Linked DNA regions of Homo sapiens: region 1 is linked to region 2. A link is a loop called in an ENCODE intact Hi-C map of the cell type or tissue named here. Cell type or tissue: endothelial cell of umbilical vein. All regions are shown on one strand. Links, peaks and the distances in the headings refer to the core of each region. The heading gives the core; the rest is flanking DNA. Region 1 overlaps C3orf52 (chromosome 3 open reading frame 52). Region 2 overlaps PHLDB2 (pleckstrin homology like domain family B member 2).

Region 1 (12,345 bases), core at 3,359-11,358, 180 kb after region 2:
TGTTGCAGGATCCTGTGTCATGTATTTAGACCTTTATCTAAAGACGGATGTAAATATCCGGGGAATGTTCATAGGAAAGCCCTGAAAATTCTTGAGCCATATAATATGATCACAGAATATAAGATGCAGATTGCAAATGTAAATTATTAAGCCATGTAAAACAATAATAGAATGTAAGATGCAGTTGCAAATATCTCCGGAAGGCACCTTGCAGAAGAATCTATGTGTGGCCTCTCCTCACGATCTAGAATTTGGGCAAGAGAGATGAAGCCAGTGAAGAAGGCAGTGTGTCTTCATGATCCAGTTTTGAGGCAAGACTCAGATGGCACAGGTAGCACACACCTACTGTGTCACAGGCTCTTCACCCTCAGGGCACATTGGAATCTCCGGGCGTTACTTCTAAAAGATACTAATTCCTCAGCTGATTCTAATGGGCAGACAGCTGAGAAGCACTGTACAGTCTATTGTTTGGCTGGGAGTGTCTGACAGTTTCATGTGCTTTTTTTTTTTTTTTTTTTTTCATTTGAGAGAGTCTCACTCCTGCCACCCAGGCTGGAGTGCAGTAGTATGCTCATAGCTCACTGCAGCCTTGACCTCTTGGGCTCAAGCGATCCTCCCACCTCAGACTCCTCAGTATCTGGGACCACAGGTGTAAACCGTCATGTCTGGCTATTTTTTTATTTTTATTTTTTGTTGTGACAGACCATTTTATAATGACATAAAGTCTGTGAATATTAATCATGTAAGGGATAGCGCTCAGCGGTCTTCCTCTTAGAGCTGAGGACAGGTCAGTGAGGGCACTAGGCTACAGGAAGAGGCATTTCCTATAGATGACGGCTGTAAAATTTTAAGCTGAGTTCCTCCAGGAAGTCATAGAGTAATTAGTGGTTTTTTTCAACACACCAGAGTCCTAATTTGTGATCTCTAAGGGACAGCATAAATAAAGGCATGAGAGGCCAAGGAGGTGCATTGACACTCATTCTATGGCTCATTTGAAACTAGATATTTCCTTTTGTGCTAATCTTTATGGGTCCCAGCTGCCTTTTATGAGGGCTGAAAATAGCACCAGGGCTTTGGCCTCAGGAGCTCTGTAAATGGGGAGATGTTTCTGTCCCCTGAGAAACTGAAGATTCTTTGTACTGGGATGTCTTTTTCCCGTGTGGCTTCCCCTGGCTTTGAAGCAGTTCTGCAGGTTTTGAGTGGGGATGAGAGGTGACCCTATCCCTGGATTCCAGAAATGCACTTAACTCAAGAGGGATTTCCTCTGTCAAGATATCCCTAGGGCCTTTAAGTGCTCCCCTCGCACCTCTGACAGGCTAGGCCTCAGAGTCAGTGTAAAGTGCACTTGGGAAATCCAACATTTGTCCCCTCATCTAGATTTTCTCAAAGTCCATTCTTAAAATTTCTGGGAGGCCTCTACAACTAAACAGCCCACAATCGTTAAATGTATATTACTTGTAGAAGGCACAGGTGTGGAATATAAGAACAGGGCAGTTTAAGAGCACCCCTCCTCTATGTGGTTTCAGTTTACGCAGGAAGATAAGGCCAGGCTCTGTTTGTTTTTGAACCTGAAACCGGACAGGGCAGTCAGTGGCAACAGCAGATGGGCTATGTGGACAGCTCAGGTATTGGAAGATCTCACTAAGGGCAGGTGGGGAGGGAGGCTTCCACCAAAGGGGAGATTTGACCTAACTCCCGAAAGGTGGGAGGCCTCAGACCAGAGGTCTGCCATGGCCTCCTCCCACCTCCCTTACAATCTGGTCCACTAGGTGCAGGTGGGGCCTAGGTATGTGTCAGTTAAAATCCTTACCCAGTGATTCTGATGTGCAGCCAGGCTTGGGCACCTCTAATTGAGAAGGTTGGAAATACAGTCCAAGTGTGGACTGACCGATTCGTTTTCTGATGGCCAGCACCAAAATAAGAATGGCAGAGAAGGCCAGTCGCGGTGGCTCATGCCTGTAATCCCAGCACTTTGGGAGGTTGAGGCGGGAGGATCACGAGGTCAGGAGATCGAGACCATCCTGGCTAACACAGTGAAACCCCGTCTCTACTAAATATACAAAAAATTAGCCGGGCGTGGTGGCGGGCGCCTGTAGTCCCAGCTACTCGGGAGGCTGAGGCAGGAGAATGGCGTGAACCCGGGAGGCGGAGCTTGCAGTGAGCGGAGATCGTGCTGCTGCACTCCAGCCTGGGCGACAGAGCGAGACTCCATCTCAAGAAAAAAAGAAAAAAAAAAAAAAGAATGGGAGAGAAAGCAGGCCAGGTGGCCAGGTGTCGGTCAGGAGCGAGTCTCCTCGAGTGCCGGCTGCTGCTTTGTGGGATGGTGAACGCTGAGGAATGACTGAGGCGCAGTTGCACCCTTTGGCCGAACTCCCAATAATTGTTTAGCAGATGCTTTGTGTCCATTATCTCTAGTTTTTGCAACAGTCCTGTGAGCTAATTTACTATTTATATATTTTAAAGCTGAGGACTTTGGGGCCTATGAGTTTCAGTAGCTTGCTTAAAGCCACCTTGCCTTTAAGTGGTATATCTTGGTTTGGAATCCAAGTGTGTTAGATACAGACACATTTTTTCCCCATTGTATTCTGTTGTTTCCCATGGTCTCCATGAAAGAATTATCTAATGGTGGAGTGGGAAGTAGGAGAAGAGTCATGGGACCATATAGGGTAAGGTGGGGGCCCCTCTGTGACACCCTCATAAACCGGAGCTCTGCACAGTGATGTGGACAAAAGGGAAAGTTGGAGAGCTTTGTGGAGACACACAGCAGGGATTGGTTCTGGCTCATCTCTCTGAATTGCGTCTTTGAAATGGACTAGTGCACACCCTGAAGGGCTGTTAGGGTTAAGTGAAATGACGCTGGTGCTCAATAAACCATAGCAGTTGTACTTGTTTTCATTGACCCCTCCTCTGCCTCACTCCAGCCTTCTCACTCCAGCTTTGCAGCTTATTTCCTGTTGTCTCTTGCAGCTGTCCTTTCATTTCCCTTCCCAACCCTTTTTTACATAGAACCTAGGCCACAGCAGTAGCCTTGTAGCTTTTTCTTGGTGTTTCCACTCTAAACCACACATGATTTTCCCTTAATTTTCAACTCGGCTCTGGTGTTTCAAAACCTTCAAGTTTCCAGTGCACACCCAATTAAGTCCAATCTATTCTGGGACAGCTATCAACACCCTCTGAGTGTGCTCCCAGCCTTTCACTCTCTCTAATCTTAACTTTCATTATTTGCCTCTGAAACCCACATTCCAGTCGGCAGGCTAGTCTGCTGGCCGGTTCCATTACGAATCCACACTTTGGATGCTCTTTCCTGGGTTTGGAATGCCTTCAAAAATCCATCTTTCAAAATCCTGCCTATCCTCCCCACTTCAGAGCCCCCAGAGGATTTTCTTGCTAACTTCTTGATGAGGTTCTGTTCTGCCTCTGATCTCTCTTTTTGAAAACTTGATTCAGTAGAGTGTTGCCCTAAGGTCAGGGTCTTGCTGCCTTCATTTCTGTGTCTCTGGCACATCCTAGGTATTCAGAACTGTCTGTTGCAACACAATGACTGCCTCACAATCTCCCTCTGCCTTTCTAGGCTAACAAGGAAAGCCCCTGGAGCTCCTGTAATAAGAATGTGGTTGGAAGATGCAAACTGTGGATGATCATCACCTCCATTTTCCTAGGTGTCATTACAGTGATCATCATAGGCTTATGTCTTGCTGCAGGTAAGAGGATTTAGATGTGAATAAATAACACATTTTAAGAACTTACTTAAGGCTTGTGACTTACACTGAAATGGAAGATGTACTCATAGCCATTTCATTATTTATAATGTGAATTTAAGACCGGCTTGGAATATATTGTATGGGTGGGAGATATGCCTGATTCTTGTGTTTTTGTTTTCTGTTGTTGTTGTATTTTGTTGTTTTATAAGCTCCAGAAGAAATATAGAAACCAGTGTTTTACTTTAAACTCTGCTCATTGGATCTTGAAGAGGTTTCTTAATGTTTCAACTTACTTAAACACTGATTTATATTTTATTTATATCCTGATACCTGTTGATTTGAATTCTTTTTCTTTTCATTTGTTTGCTAAAAATAATTATACTTCATCTGGTGTGTCTGATATATTACTATGATGATAAAATAATAAATAATGTATTTGAAAGAGTTTTAAAAAACTTTGAAGAACCATGTGTCCATAAGCTGTCATTATTTTAACTTATTGTATTTATTTATTTTTTTTTTTGAGAGAAAGTCTTACTCTGTCACCCAGGCTAGAGTGCAGTGGCACGACTTTGGCTCGCTGCAACCTCTGCCTCCCAAGTTCAAGGAATTCTCATGCCTCAGCCTCCGAAATAGCTGGAATTATAGGCATGTGCCACCACGCCCAGCTAATTTTTGTATTTTTAGTAGAGACGGGGTTTTGCCATGTTGTCCGGGTTGGTCTTGAACTCCTGACCTCAAGTGATCTGCCTGCCTTGGCCTCCCAAATTGCTGGGATTAGAGGCATGAGCCACCATGCTTGGCCCAATTTTAACTTGTTTTAGAAATGACTGTTTATTTTATTAGTGTTGTATGTGTGTATAAAACAAAAAATGTATAGAATGCTAACTATATATGACTACATCTATTCCATATATTATTTCATGTTGTTGCTTATTTTGATTGAAAAATGATATATGTTCAGTTACCCATAAAACCCATCTGTAATATTAATATTTGGTCATATTTTCTTCTAGTCTTTTGTTTAGTTGCATTTCTAAAATAATTTGAGATTAGATTTCTTTATAGTCTTGTGGACTACCTTTAGGATTTTGATATTATGTTTAGATCATTTTGCCAAGTCATTAAAAATTATTTGTGAACATTATTATTTTTATGATTTGCATGATACAGTCTTCCACATCATTTAAAGTTCTTTAGGTAGTTACCAATTTTTTAATGATTATTAGTATTCGTTAAAGTTTTTACATCCTCCAGTGGACAATCATTTCAATTCAAAATGGGAAAGAAGAAAATTGTTTTTATTTATATGTGGGGGTGATGGTAGAGAGGGGCTCGACTGAGGCTGGGATACTCCCGAGCATGATCCAGCCTTCATGCGGCATGGGTTGAGTCCAGCTCCCAGTTACAAACCCAGTCATAGAATGAGAAGAAGAAGGGGTAACTCCCCAGTCTCTCCAGAGGGAGTTCTCAGGAATTTTCCTCAGAAACTACATTTTCCATTTACCGCTTGTTTCCCCTTCTCCCAACCCCTTAATTTCCTGTCTTAGAGTTTTGTAATTCCTGAAGGAATAGGAAAACTTTGATGACATCAGCCAACCTCCAGCACATAAGTTTCCTGGCCAGGCACCATATCTACGTATTTACTTAGGGCATTGTTCAGGTGTGTTGGATGACTGTTTGAGGATATAAGCTGGTGTTAAGGTAGGAAAAAGCTAATGAAGTGTGCTGCACCTCCTCCGTCATGCTGAGGACAATAGTTTTGGTGTGAGCATTGCCATACTTCCTATTCATATCAATTCCAACACATGGATGTTGAAAATGAGGTTGAGTAGCACAATCTTGTCCTGACATAACTAGTTGGTGCTATCCTAGAAGTTGATATTTGGATCCTGTTGGCATCTGGGGCCTATCATAAAGGATGATTCAAGAGATCTAGATGGTTTAATATTCAGGATTCTAAAGCGCAAGACCCAGGATCTGTCTTCCATTCTCAAAAAGTCATCTAACCTCTTCACCTCACAAAGAGCAGTCTGCAAGAGGAAGGTATTTCACTTCCTTCCACAGTTTTTCTGGAGATGTAAAAGGTTATGGGATAATATTCAGGGAAGAATTTTTTTAACACTTGTAGTGCAAACTTTATTTTTAATTTAACTGTAAATTTGTGTTCGAACATGTCAATGCTGTAAGAGAGATTTTTTCAAACTACTTTTTAAATCAAGGAAATACTTGTATTTTACTTGGCATCTCAGCTCTTAGGTATTTGATCCTGTGGGGAGAGTCATGTTAGACGTGGGGGTGGGGGGAGATACAGTAGGTTAAAAGGGGTGGGGCAGGGGCTCCCTTCTGTGACAGTCCCAGCCTCACCTAGAGCAGTTCCGTAGGCATTTTTTGGGGATGATCTTCAATAATCAGCCACTTCCTAATTGCCAAGCCCATTAATATGAATCAGATATTTGTGGAACTTTCAAGTACTGCATGGGAAATGTTGTCTGGGGATAAAAACACTGTTGGGAGAGTCAAGGGCTGTGCCTGTGGCTGTCTGGATTTACTGGGTGACTAAGGTTCCTCAGGAACTATATTTGCCATTCATTGCCTGCTTACCCTTCTCTAGACCCCTTAATCTCCTGTCTCAAGGCTCTGTAGTCTTCAGACTGAAGCTTGGAGGCGGAAGTGTTAACTTTTGTTCTTCAGTAGGCAGGTCTTTGCAAAACTACCCAGAAAGGCTGAGGAAGCTGAGAGGCTAAAGAAAAACTGACAAATCCAGTTACTCAGAAAGAAACATTTAACAGGGTTTTAGGAACAGAAGCCATGCGTTGGGCAGCAGTGAGAGGAGATGGTGCATTCCTGCACCATTACCCCAAAGGCCCAGGGCTTAAATACCACAGAAAAAGGGTATGCATGCTTCAGAAGGGATGTGTTTTATAATTGCATAAGGGCAAGATTTATGGCATGTAGATAACGTTAAGGTTGTTTAGACCTGAGGGTGAGATTTATGGTAAGTATGTGCTCTTATACATGCAACAGTAGATGAAATAGAAATCTTAGAGGCATTTCCAGAGCTGGGATTAATCAGAAGTTAATACAGTGAAATAATAACTAAGACGGAATTTCTTTAGCCTTCAAAACTGTGCAGTTGGGGTGGACATAAAATGGGACAGTGAAAGCATCTCAGAACAGAAAGTTGGGGAGGGGACACCTGGGTACCCAGGGCAGGGTGTCCAGTGGGGAGTTATATTTTTTCACTCGAATTAAGAATTGTCAGCATGTGGTGATAATAAAAGCAGACCAACTTGTAGTAGGTTTTATTATTGCTGCTCATTCTCTACAGACTGTGCAGCCTTCATTGCCTGTACATGGGTTGGGCTTGCCCACTACTCTTCCCTTGTATGCCATTGAAGAATGACAAATTCAGGATCATGGCTTAGCTTAAAGCACTGAGTAGGGGCTTTGTATGTGCTAGGGAAAAGAGGCTACCTGTCCACCAGACTCACAATCGACATGGAAATTTTTTTAATGTCCATTTTTATGAGTGGAACCCAGGGAATTCTGTTATTTGAGACTCTTTAGGGAAAAGGTATTAATGGATTCTTTCCTTCCTCATAAGGAATTATAAATTTCTTGATTTGAAAGGTACAGAAACAAAAGCCTTCATCTTTTTCTCAAAGTCATTTTCTTTCTGGATAATTTGGAGGATCAGTTGAGTGTTCTCAAGGGTTCTCCTTTCTTCAATAATTCACCCTAGTCATGGAGAGGTGAGACCCTGAATAACACTTTACTAATGAAGTTTTGGTTGGGGCAAAATATTTTAAATATTTCAAAAACAAAACTGTGACAAGTAGGTGGATGCTTAGAAACATGATTTAAATTGATAACATCCTGGAGACCCTCATGTGATATCCCCCAACATTATACCCCAGATTCTTGCCTGACCCTAATCTCTTAATTTATACACCTTTTATGAGTAGGAACGCTGTGGTACTGAGATATAAGCAACGACTTCCTAAGTGACGTTGTGTTGAGTGGATTTGTTTGCCTTTCAGTTGTGAATAAGAGCTACATTTTATGATGTCATGTGGTTCTGGCAGACTGACAGTTTTCACAGGGTAATGCTCCCTGGTGTAGGGTGACTCATGGGAAAATCCTAGGCAGACAGCATTAACAAGCTATAAGCTGCCAAGGTCCTTTGGGGCAGGAACATGAGAGCAGTGCTAGACCCAGTACCTTGAAATTTCTTTCCATTTTCACCTGTTTATCTTTTCTTCAAATCGCTGATGTTTCTCTACCAAGATGGACACCCTTACCTGTGGTCTCCATATAATATCTTTCAGCTTCCTCTGACCCAGAGATCTTCAGATATCTCCTCCTCTCTCTAAGCATCCTCAGGTTCTTCTTAATTTATGCCTAGTGTTCCATTATTGGAATGCTAATCATGTAGAAGTTATTTATATCTTACTGCTCAAGGTCATCACCAAAGTCTGAATGCAAAAATTCGAAAAGTTCAACCTCAGGTATAAATGGGTTAACTCTTCAAATGCACTAGCATCCTCTCTCCTTCAAAGCAATCTTCCATCAGGATTCTTGCTACTTCATTTAGATATGTGTTTTTCTCTCCCTTCTTTCACTGGCACACTTCCAGAAAGAAAGGTCTGCATTTGAATCTTGCCTCCTGCAGACTCCCAAACCTCTTGTATCTATTGGTTCCCAATTTTTCTTCCCAAGATTACTAGCAATTGTCTGATCGTGGAAGCCAACATTTCTCTGTCTCCTGCCTTATTGTCAGCTTTTAGCTCTGCCAACTTCATTATACTCTTCTGAGTCTATAGAACTCCTGGACTTTAGGTTGATTTTGCTATTTTTGCTCTTGGCATCTGCATTGTGGGTTCATGAGGCTTCTCTTCAGCTTCGTGACTTTTCACATTCTTCATTCTTTTTCTTGGAGAGCTCATTCACTCCCAGGACAGCAGCCATGCCTCCAAGAAGGTGACTCCTAGATCTACATCTGTACAATTTTCCTGAGTTTTGGAAGTACTCTTGGCTAGAGATATTTATCTAAAAATAACTGTCATCATCTCAATTATTATACATGTGAAACTACCATTTGTTTGTATGCTATTTTAGTCTGCTTGGGCTACTATAACAGAATATCATAAACTAGGTAGCTTATACATAACAGAAATTTATTGCTTACAGTTCTGGAGGCTGGGAACTCCAAGATCAAAGTGTCAGCACACATTTGCTGTCTGGTGAGGGCACACTTTTTATTTCGTAGATCATGCCTTCTAGCTATATCTTCTATGGTATAAGGGGAAAGGCAGCTTTCTGGGCCTCTTTTATAAGGGCACTAATACCATTCAAAAGTGCTCTCCCCTCATGATCTAATCACCTCCCAAAGGCCCCACCCTCTAAGACCATCTGATATTGTTTGGATTTGTGTCCCTGCCCAAATCTCATGTTGAATGATAAGAGGGGCCTGGTGGGAGGTGATTGGATCATGGGGGTAGATTTCCCCTTTGCTATTCTCATGATAGTGTGTGAATTCTCATGAGATCTGATGGTTTAAAAGTGTGTGGCTCTTTGTTGTTTGCTCTTTCTCTCTCTCTCCTGCTCCCCCATGGTAAGACATGCTTGTTTCCCCTGAGCCTTCTGCTATAATTGTAAGTTTCCTGAGGGCTCCCATCCTTGCTTCCTGTTAAGCCCGCAGAACTGTAAGACAATTAAACCTCTTTTCTTCATAAATTGCCCAGTCTCAGGTAGTTCTTTATAGCAGTGTGAGAATGGACTAATACACGCTCACATTGGTGGTTAGATTTCAACATATGCATTTTTCGGGGAGACACAAACATTCAGACCATAACATATCCTTCATCCCAATTTGTTCATCTTTTCCCCATTCACTCACCCTTTATATAAGACCAAGTTTATTTTAGTTCTGCTACTATCCAATTGTGTAACTTTAGGCAAACTTGTCAAGCCTCTGGGCCTGTTTTCCCATTTATAAAATGTAAAGGATTTCGGAATCTGAGTCTATAAATATACCTTGACCCTAATACATGCTAATTCATTGACCTGAACAAATTATGCATTTTCTCTAAGCCTCAGTGTCTTCATTTAAAAATGAAAACAACAATATTTAACTCATTGGGTTAATGTGAGGATTATGTGAGGAAAATATATTCATAAGGTGCATAGTAGAATGTTTGCACGTCATACTTAATACAGTAGCTATTATTCTTCCTGTTCCTGGGCTTGATATCTTGGAAACCTTTTTGATTTCTTCTTTCTCATATCTAGATAATGGCCAAATCTTACCAGTTATTCCTTGGTAGTGTCTTGATAGCAACTTTCCCACTTACTACAAGGCACCATGCAGGATACTTTATGCATGTTGGTTTTCATCTTTACTATCACCTACATTGTAGGTGTTGATATTTCTGTTGGAGAAGTAGCTTCAGAGATTTAAGTGACTTGCTCAAGGTCACCTGGCTAACAAATAGCCAACAGGAGTTCAGACTGAGTCTGGCTGCCTTTAAAGCCAGCTCTGTTTCTACTATCCTGGGCTTTCTCATTAATTTTTTCTTTTTGTTCCTTCTGCTGTCAGTCAAATCAGTCTGTTCCAAACTTGTGCCTGTTGGCCTCTCTGCCTCATCTCTCCTCGTTTCATTTATCCCATCCATGACCACCCGATTAACCTCCATTAAACACCAGCCTCTACTTTCTTCGTGGGCGATGTTTAACAACACTCCATTACCCCTTGAAGGTATCTGGCGTTTAAGGGCTCTCTCTCTAGCTTAATTTCTTATATTCTAGCCAAAGAACTGTTTTCATGTTCCTTCAACATACAACACATGTTTTTGTGATTTTTAAAAATATGTTTTTTCTACACGAATAAGTATAGCCCAGATTATCTCATTAGTGACATAAAAACTCTCCTGACTGAGTAAGCCTGTCGTTGTTACTATTGTTATTATTTTGACACACACAACTATTTAGATAGGTCTTGGTACAGATTCATGATTTGAATGATACACATTAAATATGTGTCAGAGCTATTATGGGAGGCCTGTTTTCACACTTGGCATCTCTTCTCAGTGTCCTTGAGTTTAGCAGTTATTTGAACCTTGTATCTATCCTCTTGGCATCCCCTATTGTTTTCTGAGGCATTGATATCTATTATGGAAATCTACATGGTGGGTATAGAGCTCAAAGATACCCATTGAAATATTATTTATAGAAGTAGAAAGCTAAAAATGATAAATGTCATATTTAAGAAAATAGGTGAGCCTATTATGAACATTATGAAGCCATTGAAATAATCTTTGCAAGGAATTTTAAGCACATGGGAAATGGCTTTTGATATGTTTACAACAGAACAATCAGGATAAGTAAGCAATAATGGCAGCAAACAACAAAAAGCAGGATATAAATTACCTATTTGTTAGGACCTTAAATATATAATATCAAGTATAGGAGGAAAAAACCCTCTTGATTGCAAGATTATTCGTATTTTTTTCTTTGCTTTGTTACAATTTCCTGCACTTTGCAAAATTTTTTGCTATGAAGGCGTAACTTTTTTTTTAAATCATACAACATAATGTCATGACTTATAACAATTAAGGACGCAGGGATAATTCCCTACGTTTGGGGGTCCCCAAGATTACTCCTAGATTCAACAATTTGCTAGGAGGATACACAGGACTCAGCATGCAGTCCTACTGATCACTATGATCTATTACAGCAAAAGGATACATTACATCAAATGATTAATTACAGCAAAATCCAGAGAAAACCAGGAGCAAGCTTTCAAGTGTCCTCTCTCAGTGGAGTTGCACCAGACTTGTTTAATTCCTCCAGCGATAGGCTGTGACAACACATGTGAGATCTCATCTACTAGGGAAGCTTATTGGAGATTCAGTACCCGGGGTTTTCACTGGGGCTTGGTCATATACGTAGCCTCTGCCTACTATGCACTAAAAATCCAGACTCCCAGAAGGAAAGGAGATGTTAGCCACATTGTACAAACAGTTGAGGCACAGTGAGCCCCTCTCATCAGGGGAAAATCCAGGTTCTCAGACACCAGCCAGGACCAATTTTGAGGAGGCCTTTCTTATGCTAGCAATCTCAGGCCTGCTATATTAACTCTTTTCTGCACATTCCTTGCTCGTAATGCCTCGTATTTCCAGATGTCATCACAGAATAAGTAACCGGAATACCAGGAATCTTCCTCCTTTTTACCTGTCCTTCCATCTCAAACACTGAATTTATTCCACTATGGTCTTAAAGTCTATGGCAATATAAGCACCTGGTTCCTCCCACCTACGCCTTTCTCAGGGCCAGAGAGGTAGTCTCCTGTGTGGGACCAGCTGGTGAGGCTGTTGTGGAGCCAGGGGAGCATAATTAGCACAGTAGTGCTAGCTTCTGGCGCCTGGCTCCTCACTTTGTGTGATTTTCCTTTAGTTCCAACTACTTAAAAATCAATTAGATGGCAGTCATTAAACACAAGCAGCAATACATAACTAATTGTCCCAGGAATGTAATTCCTGCACACCCTGGGGCTCTGAATATAGTTTAGCTTCCCTTCTGCAAGCAGAGCATGTCAACATACCTGTCCTGTGAGACATAGTCTAGAGTGATGACTTCATGC
Region 2 (12,345 bases), core at 2,830-10,829:
AAATAATTTTATTCAAGATGACCTACTTTCTAAATTCTTAGCACTGATATTTTGGAGCATTAAGGTATGTAGGCTCTGTACTTGGACTTTTCAAGAGAATGAACACTAGATTCCTAGTTTGGAAAGGTGGGTAGGATTTGGAAATCTCAGAGGGCAGCCAGCCTCTTGACTTATTAAATAGCAGGTTGTTAGGTGAAGCTTCAAAGAAAGTTTGGTTTTAAGTAGGGGGACAGACATCACAGTTTGCCAGGACCAACCCCAGTTTGCATTTGAGGTTCCAGCATAATTATTAACAGTGCCCTCTTTGATTCTTGAGAGGTTCTGGTCTGGAATGGTCATTCTGGATTTGGGTCATGCAGGTTGCAGGCTATTGGCATGATGAATGGGAAGGAAGAAGACTCCAGAGTGCAGAAGGCTGAAGGGAGAATTATCTTATGACAGTAATTTCTGTTCAGAGTTTTCCTTAAAAGGCTTCCTGTAGTGCTTTCTGAAATGCCTTACAGACTTTCTTCTGATGCACCTTGGACATCAGTTTATTTTTCTTTAGTGCAGCTTTTATAGGGCCAGTGTGTCTCAGTGCAACCTGGTTTTCTTTTAAACTCGTGGGCAGCAGTGCTGCATGTGTCAGTGATTCAAACTTGAACAGATTGGCTGTGAATGGGGTGATAAGAATAGAGAGAAACACATACCAGTAGACCAAACTTCCTGTTCACAAGCCTTTGAATACTGCGTTTCACTGTCTGAAATAGCATTCATCTTAAGGCTGGGATCATTTATTCCCTTTGGAATTAAGCAATACCACTGCAGAAAAAGAAACTATTTTGGGAAGGCCATGTGGGAGGAATTTTTCTCTGTATTCCAGGCTGAACAGAAATATCTTTCATGCTTTTGAACACCACACCTTAGAGCCCAGGTAATTGGAAATGGACAACTTTCAGATAATCCCAAATATTTATGCCAAGGCTAATGTATACATGTTATACTACAAAGATTAGGAAAGACTTGAGTTTAGATGCTTCAACTTAATTACCTAAGTGGCAGAAAAAGAACTTTCCTTCAGAGATTCGCCTCTAATATAGATGCTATTGAGAAGTAAAATGTAACATCTTGTCCCTCTCCCTCTCCTTACATATGCTCTTGGAGGTTGTTTTTGCATATGCCCATGTAGACTTTTCCAGATTGTTGGAGAAGTTTAAAATAAGGCAATGAAGGCTATGTCCCCCCTGCTTCCTCCCTATAAAGCTGAGGTGGGCAGGGCTTGGCAGCTGGTGGAAACTGAAGAGATAAATAAGTACCAGGGCTCCTGGATGGATAGGGTGCAGAAGAGCCCAAGATGAGAGTGTGTAGCTATGAGTGCCTGCCGTGGGAAGAGGCCATGAGGACGGAGCTGCAGCTGGAGTCCAGAAGTTCAGGCAGTGAAAGGGAGGTGCGAGCTTGTAGGAACTAGTTTATTAGTCCTTTTGATCAAGCTATTGCTCTTTTGTTTTTTTTGTTGGGGGATTACTTTAGAGGGCAAATGTAAGTCAGATACACCTTAAATATCTGTCTTGTCATTTGAGTAATGTATTTAATGGAACCTAAGGAGTTATGTTGGTCTGTTCCTATTTGACTTTTCTACTTGTTAATAGCATCAACTAATAAAGAGCTAATTGTCTTGTAAAGTTTGTCTTTACAAATTAGCTGCAATTGAAATGAGAACAGCAGTCCAGTGATGCTTAATATTTTTCTGCTTTATTGCTGATAAGCAGTTTGGAAAATGTTTTTCTATGGAGAGCGTGTGAAGCCTCTTCTCAGTGTGGTAAATGTGATCACAATAGATGGTTTTTGTTTTTAGTTCTTTTTTCACTTTGGCCTTGGAATTAACATGAAAGGTAAAGATGTTGAGATTTCCTACCTCAAGCAATGCTGTCTAGGTTTATGAGAAGCAGAGAAGCATTTTGTAAATTATATCCTGTTGCTCACAAACTGTATAATTAACCTACTTAAAGTTCAAAATCATAGATATCTGCCTGTTGCATGGGGAGTCTGGTAAGATTGCAGTACTCTTATAGATATCAATGGCCTATGTATTGATTTTTAACAAATAAATTTTATTTTCTAGCTAAATTAATCAAAGATTTAATGACCTATGAATTTGAGTTACATCGGTGTGTATCTGGACTTCATGTGAAATGTTCTTCATTTTAGTGCAACATTCTATCTCTTTTATAATTTTAATTATATAAGAAATTAGTAGAGAAAGACCTTTATATGGTGACCAGGCATTAAAAAGTTTAGAAAATTTTCAAAATTTTCAAGAAAAAAAAATTGAAGACATAGGTCTTTTAAATTAAAAGATTCAGTAAGTAGCTGTTTTTCTCTTTGTGTGTCTAGCACATAGTCTAACAGTAGGATAATATTTAGGAAGTTAGAGAATTAGTTTTAAGCACAAGTATTAAGTCAGTAGTGATGAAAAAGCTAGATATTGTTGAAGGTAGATAAGTAGAGCCTGGGAAGGAGGATAGATAGGAAATGGAGGTTTAAAAAAAATGAATTTGGTGCAATGGCATGTGCCTGTAATCTCAGCAACTTTTGGGAGGCTGAGGCAGGAGGATCACTGGACCCCAGGAGTTAAATAAAGTGAGCTATGATTGTGCCACTGCACTCCAGCCTTTGGGACAGAGTAAGACCTTGTCTTTCTCCCTAACCCCACCCTTCAGAAACCTTGGAGAATTTATAAGTTATGAAAAGGCTTACTGAGTGCTGATGTGTGCTAGGGCCAGCCCTGTGATATACCAATAAAGGGGAGAGAGTAGAAGCCAGAATTGAGTTTGGGAGGAAAGTTGGGCATTGTTAAACCCCATTTCACCTGGATCTTTAAATGCATCCGTCAAAGATTATGAAAATCATCACCAGCCAAGTGTTTGTGGGTTTATGTATGGAATGCAAGCACCAGTTGTCCCAGCCTCTTCAGTCTTTTTATTTGGAGTAGTATTCATTCTCACAAACCCACTGACCTCCCCCTCCTCCCTGTGTTCCAGGAGAGACAGCGTCTGGAGACCATCCTCAGTCTCTGTGCTGAATACACAAAGCCTGACAGTCGCTTATCTACTGGGACCACCGTGGAAGATGTGCAGAAAATCAACAAGGAGCTTGAGAAGCTGCAGCTCTCTGATGAGGAGTCTGTGTTTGAGGAAGCCCTCATGAGCCCTGACACAAGATACAGGTGCCACCGGAAAGACTCCCTCCCTGATGCAGACTTGGCAAGCTGTGGGAGTCTCAGTCAGAGCAGTGCCAGCTTCTTTACCCCCAGGAGCACCAGGAATGATGAACTACTCAGTGACCTCACCCGGACTCCTCCACCACCATCCTCCACCTTTCCGAAAGCTTCCAGCGAGTCCTCTTATCTAAGTATCCTACCAAAGGTAATGTTGGCCCAGCAAAGATACTAGGATTTAAGGTCTAGGGCTGTGCATATGCTTTGGCATGAAAACTGATGATTTTATCATGCTAATTATCCAGGATGTTTTCAGTGAAATTTCAATTTAAGAGGTCATTAGCTGAGCGAGGTGCAGCAAATTAGGGTGTTTACTGTAAAGTAACAAATTTGCACTGTAAAAATTGTAGCAGCACAGAAGAGTAGAAAGAAAGCACATTTCTCTTCTCCCTGCACCCTTTCAGGTTGTACACCTGAGTGATAAGCAGGTGTAAAACTGGTGCTAAAATTGTCTTACCTGCCTTCCTAATATTTTCTGTGTATATATGGCTATCTGTTATAGGCATAGACAGACAGACACACACATAGTGTTCTGTACTTTTTTTCCCTCACTAAATGCCTTGGGTATCTTTGCATATTAGTATACATAGCTCTACCTCATTCTTTTTAATGACCAATTGCTCTTCTTTTGTTTGCAACTACCGTTTATTTTCAGGGTTTTTTTTTTTTTGCTAATAAAATCCATATGCGCAAATATTGTAGCATATATATATTTGCACAATTCTGCAAATGTGTCTGTGGGATCACTTACTAAAAGTGGAATTGCTGGGTCAAAGAGTTTGTGTATTTTTCACTTTACTCAATATTTCCAAATCGTACTTCTAAAAGACCATATTAAAAAAAGAGTCTATATATCCAGGTGACACTTTGACTAAGTTTATATGTGCATATAAACACAAGTGTTCTCCATACACTTGCCAAGGTTGCATATTGTCAAAATTTTTCAATTAGCCAAATTGATAGAAGTTTAATTTGCTTTTCTTTAATTATACATCAAGTTGGGGATCTTTCCATATTTTTAGTTATTATTTGTATTTTTTGACCCACTTATTCATGTTCTTCACCCATTTTTTTAATTGTTTTATTTTTCTTGTGTTTTACTGAGTAGTAAGAGCTGTTTGTGGTAAGCAGATGAGCCTTTTATCATAACTAGTCTTTATTTTGACTTTATTTGTATTTTTTCGGCATATAGGAGTTTAAGATTTATTGGTACTCATAAGTACTATTTAGTCTTCTGGTTGTATGTTGGTTTAAAATTGTCATCCTTTTGAGGATTTGTTAAATGGAGTTTAAGGAAAAATCTTTTAAATTTTTTTTTCTTTTTCTTTTTGTACAGGACTTAGAACCCCAAAATCTTTTGTTATTACGTTTTTTTCACACAGGTTAAGAATTTTTTTCTACAACAATTTAGGTTTTAAATTTCTCCAAAAATGATTTGAAGGAGCTTACAATGAAAGATATAAATTTTATTGGACTAAAATTAGAATAACAAAAATAGTAAATAGGAGGAAAAAGCAGATATGATATTCACAAGGTAGATTTACTTATTTAGGAATAAGTAGGATTAATGTATTGATTTGCTTAATTGATGCTTACTATTAAGTTCAACTGTGAGATTCTTTAGTTAATCTTTTGTTATAAGAGAAGGACACATTGACTCTTTAAGAGGAAGATATTGTCATGGTACTAAATTCTGGCAGTAATTTATCACATGGGCATTATTCAGGGGAGTTTGCGTGTTTGTTTAGCTACAGCAAGACTTTTACACTGAATGTTCCTAGTCAGAAATCATTATCTACCTAGTGAGTTTTTCCATGATACACATCAGGACTTCGGACTGTTGAATACATGTTGGACATCAATCCCTTCTTTTTTCTTTCTTTCTTTTTTTTTGAGACAGAGTCTTGCTCTGTCACCCAGGCTGGAGTGCAGTGGTGCAATCTAGGCTCACTGCAACCTCTGCCTTCCGGGTTCAAGCGAATCTCCTGCCTCAGCCTCCCGAGTAGCGGTGACTACAGGCACACGCCACCATGCCTGGCTAATTTTTGTATTTTTAGTAGAGACAAGGTTTCACCCTGTTGGCTAGGCCAGTCTCGAACTCCTGACCTCAAGTGATCTGCCTGCCTCGGCCTCCCAAAGTGCTGGGATGACAAGGGTGCGCCACTGAGCCCTACCCATCCCTTCTTTTTGCTATAGTGACCATGTTTACCTTACTAATTCTCAATGGAGACTAATTCTGAACAGGACATCTGTTTCTGTGGGCAGAGAGTTGCAATGATTAGAAACCAGGATAGGGAAGAAAGTAGGGGCAGGGGGAATCAAAAGTTGTTGTTCAGGCACAGTAAATGACCCATCACTTGAAAAGTTGAGCTGTTGTCATCAGCCATTGGGCTTCCTTAGAAACCCTTTGCTTCCTTTTGATCTTAAATCTTTTCACATATCTTCCTTTATGGAGATCTGCCAGTTTTTTGTTAAAAACATTAAGCTGTGTGCTGTCTCTAAAGACTATCTTTTGGGAGACAGGTTTCCTCCTGGAGAGGGCTATGACAAGAATGCTGTTGGTGCGTACACGAGCAGATCTTGGCAGATGTTTTTAATTGCTCAAGCGTGTAATTGTGGAATAGGAGGCCTCTGAAGCTTAGTGCAGCATCTGTTGTTGCAAGAGAGGTAAGACTCTGCATCCTTTAGAGGCAGGAAACATCAAGGACACCCAGGTTACCAGACAGCAGTGTAGAAAGAGTACAAGTGAGCAGAGCTGATGGATTCCAAGAAACACATTTTTTTACTTATTACTTTCTGAAGGTGGACATATATTACCTTGAGACAGCAGACAGAAAATTCTTTTTAAAACAACCTTCCTATTTGTTTTGCATGCTCTTTCTCTTCAATTAATTTCCACACTGGATTATTTGCCTAACAAAGTACAATGTTAATAATCGATTTAGGGATAAATGGAGAAGAGAGGAATGTGAAAAACACTGTAAGTTGACTTAACTATACAGAACAATCTTAATGATATTTAGAAAACCTGAGAGTTACCAGTCAAGAACTTGCTTTATGTAACACTTACAGATGCAGATGACTTTGGAAATATGCTAATTTTAGTTGGCCTTTGTGAACCACCCCCTGAGGTAAAAGTTGTCTGGAAAGTGGCTCATCTTCCTCCTTTTGAGTCCCTTGCACCCCTCTCTCCTTTGGCTGCAAAAAGGGTTTTAAGAAGAAATCTGTGAAAAAGGGGCAAGCAGAAAGTGTCTTTTCCCCTATCATCTCTCCCCTTTCCTGTGTGGATCAAGTTTCCCCAAAGATAACATATTAGAGGATGCATATACACACGTAATGTGCTTATTAAAACATGTCACTGTTAGTAGATTCCTGTCCATTACTGGAAAAAAAAATTCCCAGAGAAATTAAAATGAAGGGCATATGTTTAAAATTACAATGTTCTCTGTCACTGTAAAACTTAAAGCTACTCAGTGGCTACCACACCTTGGCTTTCTATTGGTTTTCTTTATTTGGTTAATAAATGAGATTACATTGTCCTCACCCCATTCTATCATAAAGCGTTTGGTTTTAGAATGCTTCCTGGAGATTTTGCTTCTTATAAATAACTTAGAAAAAAACTACAAACATTTCCTAGATGGCATTTATTGCTATAAACAGACTCTTAAGTTGTCTATTATTAAATATATCTACTGTGATAAACTTTCTAAAAACTTTGAATTATGCAGATGATTCCCACTATTAACCATCTTTACTCCCTACTTGCTTATAAAGTTTAGAGTTTTGCAGATTGTTCTGTTATTTTGTATTTTTCTTAATGCCTTGCTTCCACCTGTGAAAGAGATATTTTTAAGCCATTTTGGAAGTAGAAACCTAATATGTAATCTTGACCCAACAGGATACCGCCCTTGGTGAGGCTTTCCTGCTAGGATTACTCACAGTGATTCTGGAATGCCATTTCACTGTTACAGGCATTCCTCATGGCTTAAAACAGGCACCTTAGTATTAGGACAATGAGCTTTATTGTCTGTGATAAAAAGGTCAACAGTTGTTTTATTAGTTGATAAGATATTTCATGTAAGATGACAATTAAAAAGCTAAATGTCAAAGCTTGGAAGAGCTGCTTACCTTTGTCCTAACAAACCTGAGGTACTAAATGCTGAATCGTTGAATCACTTTAGAAAGCTACAAAGTAAAGAATAAAGAATATAAATATGAATAAAGCATACAGAATATGACATGATGGATGGCTTCTTAAATGTATTATCAGGATTGTCAAATAAATTTAGTGAACCTAGTAAAATATACTCAACTTAATGGGTTTTTTGGGGGGTTAATTTGAAGATTTTTTTTAATAATTAGTGACAAATATTCAATAATTTACTCAACTGGGCTGCTGTTTTCAATTTTCATTTGTGAAACTGTATAATTATTGACTTGCTGATCCAAAAAAATTACTTCTTTTTCAAAAAGGGATAATTTAAATAAATAATACATTCATACTGACATATAGTATATATAGAAAAATTGGTCTCTACCAGGTGATATCCAAGATAACTAACCAGAAATTCTAGAAAGAAGAAGCTATTTGTAATTCACTCCATTCTCTTCTTGAAGAATAAACAGTCACATTTTGACTGTGTGTGTGATCTACAATATTGCCTTCTTCCCTGGCCATCTGTCATAGCTCCATTCAGGAGTGTAACTATGCACTCTCTCACTTGTTTCTTGACTTTCTTATTTCTTGCCGATGAACCAGTTTTTCCATGAAATAATTTTATGAATGGTGGCCAGTGTCCTGTTTTAGGGAGTGTCTTAGATGCTATATAGCAAGAACGTCTATAGGACAAAGAGAGGAAATAGTGCACTAACACAAAAGTGAAGCATCAATTAATTTAATACTGAGTGTGTAGTTTTAAAATATTTTATGGCTCCCCAAAGTGATGTGCCCTTGCTTTTCCAACTTGTGTTGAGAAGGAAATACATAAGCATGAATGCTCATTTGCAGGTAACCCTAGCAGCAAGACCCAACAGTATGCCTAGAGATTCAAGAGGCTTTTGCAGATGTCCTCACCTGGAAGATGGGAGAGAATATTGTGCTTGTAATAACCATAGCATCATGCCCAAGAGATCCCGAGGAAGATGCCACAAGTCTTCTGTCAGTTCTAGTTCTCTGTTATGCTGAACTTTCTCTATAACCTTGGAGAAGTCATCTCAATCTCTATATACCACACCTTTCTTATCTGTGTAATCTCTTAGTTCTTTTAGCTTCAAAAGGATATGAATTGGTGAACTGAAGTTGGTTTGTCTCAACTCTCCTGAGAGCCTAACTGCCAAGGATGGCATCATGTGGGAAAAACACATCAGAGCTCCAAGCGTGCAGTTGCAGGGATGCTTTTAAAATCTACATGGGCATGGAGACTGTGAGACCCTAGACCTGTGGATGGTTTACAAGTCAAGTTGGGAAATTCTAGAACTGAGGTGTGAATAATCCATTTCTGTGTTGATTAATCGCAGACCCCAGAGGGTATAAGTGAAGAACAGAGATCTCAGGAGTTGGCTGCAATGGAAGAAACCCGGATAGTCATTCTGAACAACCTCGAGGAACTTAAGCAAAAAATCAAAGACATAAATGATCAGATGGATGAGTCTTTCAGAGAGGTAAACTTTTTACCCTCTTCCCTTTTTTCTTTCTTTCCTTCAGCTTAAAAATATTGCTACTTATTCAGGAATAGGCTTTGGAGGCCAGATACATAGACGTCAACACAAGCAAACATTTATTCAGTGGGTTCCCTGTATAGAGTGAAAATACCCTTTTTCTACATTCCTTTTTTCTTTCTTTTTTTTTCCAACCAGATGAGATAAACATATTAAGCCCTCTTTAATGTACTTTATGAATCTCCAACCAACTTTGTTTAAACTAGTACGTGCTTTCTGACCTGACCTAACAGAGGATCTATCAGCTGAGGTGCTCTGTATTTAGATTTCAAGGTCAAATCCAGCAAATGTTTTCTGAACGTGCTTTACTATGAGTTGGATATCACATTGGCACCATGATGAAATTCACACACGGATCAAAAATCGATCCAGGTTTCTAGAGGTTTGGAAACCAGGGGGAAGCAGAGAGAACACATATTGCATAACCACAATAGAAGACAGTGGCATTTTTATGTTACCCCCATGGCATGAGAAGGGGCACGTAATTCTGCCTAGGGAAGATCTGTGTGTCTGTCCTTACAGATGATACCAATAGGCCCTTAAGTGGTTAGGGGACTGCTCACCTGTTGTCTTGCGTAGAGACGCTGGAAGCCCCTCCTGCTAGCATTGCGAGGAATGCAGAGCTCACATGCTGGGCTTGGGTAACTTTCTCTTCCCATGCTCTAGGGACAAAGAAAGACGTGGCTGCTCCCATGGTGGTTTGTGCTTGATCTTGAGCTGAAGCAAATAGGCAAAATATCCTTGAGAAGTGAGCAGAAGAGGGGTTATAGTAGAAAAGTTAAGTGATAAGATAGCTAGTTTTTTTAGTGAATATATTCTAGGCTCTCTAGCTCGCTTATATGGGAATCTTGCTTTCACATGGGCTCTCTGGAGTGTTCTCAGGCACCCGATCTGGCTGCTACAGTATTACTTTTGGAAATTTGTAGCTGTTGCAAATGTATCTCTAGGGTGGTCAGTTGAGAATATCCCCAAAGGTGAAACACTTCTGAGCTTTGGTTTGTGTCCTTAGTTGGATATGGAATGTGCTCTTTTGGATGGAGAACAGAAATCTGAAACAACTGAACTTATGAAGGAGAAGGAGATTTTGGATCATCTAAACCGGAAAATAGCTGAACTGGAAAAGAACATTGTTGGTGAAAAGACCAAGGTAAAAGAAAATTATATTTCAATGCAGTTTTTATGGGCAAAGTGGTGGTCCCAGTTGATTGAATTTAAATGTTGAATGCATTACTGGGGTTTTGGATTTGTGTGTCATGTTCCTGGAGGCAGTGGCACTAGAGAAAAATCCTAAGATCATACATTGTCAGAAACCAAGAACTGCCAGGTACTGGGCAGCTGATGCTGAGAGAGCAGAGTTCATATAATTTGTGAGCCGATATTCCTGGCAGCTTTATCCTACTTGAGATGAGTGCGTTGTTTGTTTGCTTTTTTTCATTGGCCTTTCTGCTTTTCTGATTCCATTGTGTTTTTTAAGTAATTTCTTTAGTATACTGAAGTTCTTTACCACTGCTGCCCTGTAGGGATGGCTTAAGCAAATTCAAATAGGGTTGCCTCATTTCTTTTATTTCTTTTCATTTTTCTGTTTATTAAACAGATGAATGAGAACCACTCATCTCACCTGCTTTGCCTTGCTATTGTTTTCAATGCAAGTGCACTGCTTTTTGACAAATGTATTGGAGTTTCTAAAATTTTCTTCTTGGGGTAGTCCTCACACACTGCCAAGAGAAAGCTATCTGTGAAACACAGTTGACACTTATCTTGGAAAAGGTTCTGTGTATACATTTTGGATCACAACCTGAATGGTGGCTGATATCTATTAGGGAAAGTATGAAAAATCACTTGCAAATTTTAGAATTCAGGATGGTAGTTGGGTTTGTCTGTTTATGTGTTTTTTTCCTCTGGGAAATATACATTACTCTCCTCTCCCATTCTGAGTTAGTTAGAGCAGAACTAAAAATAAAATTCCAATAAAACTGAAAATAAAATTCCAATTTGAGAAAGAAAAAGCAAATAAGCTTTAACACATTCTTCCTTACTCAACATGTTCTCCACTAAGCTGAGAAAAAGAAAAAATTTTTAGTTTGAGTAAGTTCTAGTGGTAATGTGTAGAAAGAATTTCTGCTGAACGTGACTTCCTTTTTAGGCTCTTATTTGTTTAAGACCTATAAATAAGGGCATTTGATCTTGGTGCCAGAGAATGAGCTCAAAATGGTAGTCAGAAATAAAGTCAAATTAAATGCTACACATCAATTTCTTGGTTACCAGCATGTCAGAATTAAACTGCACAGGCTTTTCATATTAAATTTTATGTACGTTCATTCTGCCCCCAGACTTTTTTTTTTTTTTTTTGAAACGGAGTCTCACTCTGTCGCCCAGGCTGGAGTGCAGTGGCGCAATCTCAGCTCACTGCAAGCTCCGCCTCGCAGGTTCAGCCATTCTCCTGCCTCAGCCTCCCAAGTAGCTGGGACTACAGGCACCCGCCACCACACCCGGCTAATTTTTTGTATTTTCAGTAGAGACGGGGTTTCACCATGTTAGCCAGGATGGTCTCGATCTCCTGACCTCGTGATCCGCCCACCTCAGCCTCCCAAAGTGCTGGGATTACAGGCGTGAGCCGCCGCGCCCGGCCCAAACTTTTAAGTAGTATTTGGGTAGTGGGTGTATTTTTCCTAAAAGGCCAAAATGAAGTCAAAGAGTTGACTGTCTAAGTCTGCAGTACTGAAGGATTCAGTTAATGGCTATGCTTTTCAAAGATTCTGCAAGAAGCCTTCATTGGAGGCATCAGATGTCTTGTGTTAATATTTTATTATCAAGTAAATATTAATTAAATTAAGTAATAGTAGAGTAGTTTTATTGCTATGTATATCATATTGGAAAACTCGTGCAACATAGGAATTAGGTATCATGTTCCCTGTGAACCCTCCTGCCATCCTAATCCATGTAGTTATTTATTTTGTGTATCTCACATATGGCATGGCCTGCAAATTCTATTTGTGTATTTCTCATTAATATCAGATTCTACACAAAAGTGAAGCAAGTTGAGCCAATGTTAAATCTCACTTCCCAGGGAAAGTTATCTTATGTTTTCAAGGTGGAATTCTCAGGTGGAATTCTAGGAACACGGGCAGAAACAAGCAAGGAAGCTACCTCCATCCTTCCTAATATTGTTTTGATGGCTTGACAGAGGCTATGCACTGGAGAGGGGACTACAGGGGCTTGACGCATAGGACCAGCTCATACAGCTATGAGGGAATTAGTTGGTCTTAGAAGGTAGGATTATTCTCTGTCATTACATCATGTGAAAAATGGCAGAAACTGGCTTGGGGTGAGGAACTCCAGAAGAGGATGTGGGAAGTGGAAACAAAGACTGG

The links. A loop is a pair of places that touch in the nucleus more often than their neighbours do. Peaks named below come from ENCODE experiments on the same cell type or tissue, not always from the same donor. Only the 100,000 strongest peaks of a DNase experiment are listed, where the experiment ranks them.
Region 1: a loop joins it to region 2, with 2.3 times the contacts of the local background. A loop is called at or near these places in 2 of 110 quality-filtered maps.

The regions. Positions count from the first base shown.
Region 1 is chr3:112,089,789-112,102,133 of GRCh38, forward strand. It overlaps C3orf52 (chromosome 3 open reading frame 52), which reads left to right. Exons shown (of 6, transcript NM_024616.3): 2 at 3,572-3,701. Among named protein-coding and RNA genes, the nearest start is that of C3orf52, 9.6 kb to the left of the region's middle. RefSeq lists an enhancer at 11,853-12,345. In endothelial cell of umbilical vein, for the core only: no CTCF peak of the experiment used is centred there; a DNase peak (open chromatin) is centred at 7,783; H3K27ac peaks cover 1,064 bases.
Region 2 is chr3:111,910,299-111,922,643 of GRCh38, forward strand. It overlaps PHLDB2 (pleckstrin homology like domain family B member 2), which reads left to right. Exons shown (of 18, transcript NM_001134438.2): 3 at 3,021-3,404; 4 at 8,774-8,917; 5 at 9,984-10,121. Among named protein-coding and RNA genes, the nearest start is that of PHLDB2, 57 kb to the left of the region's middle. RefSeq lists enhancers at 8,568-9,767, 9,281-9,841. In endothelial cell of umbilical vein, for the core only: no CTCF peak of the experiment used is centred there; DNase peaks (open chromatin) are centred at 5,803 and 7,193; H3K27ac peaks cover 3,708 bases.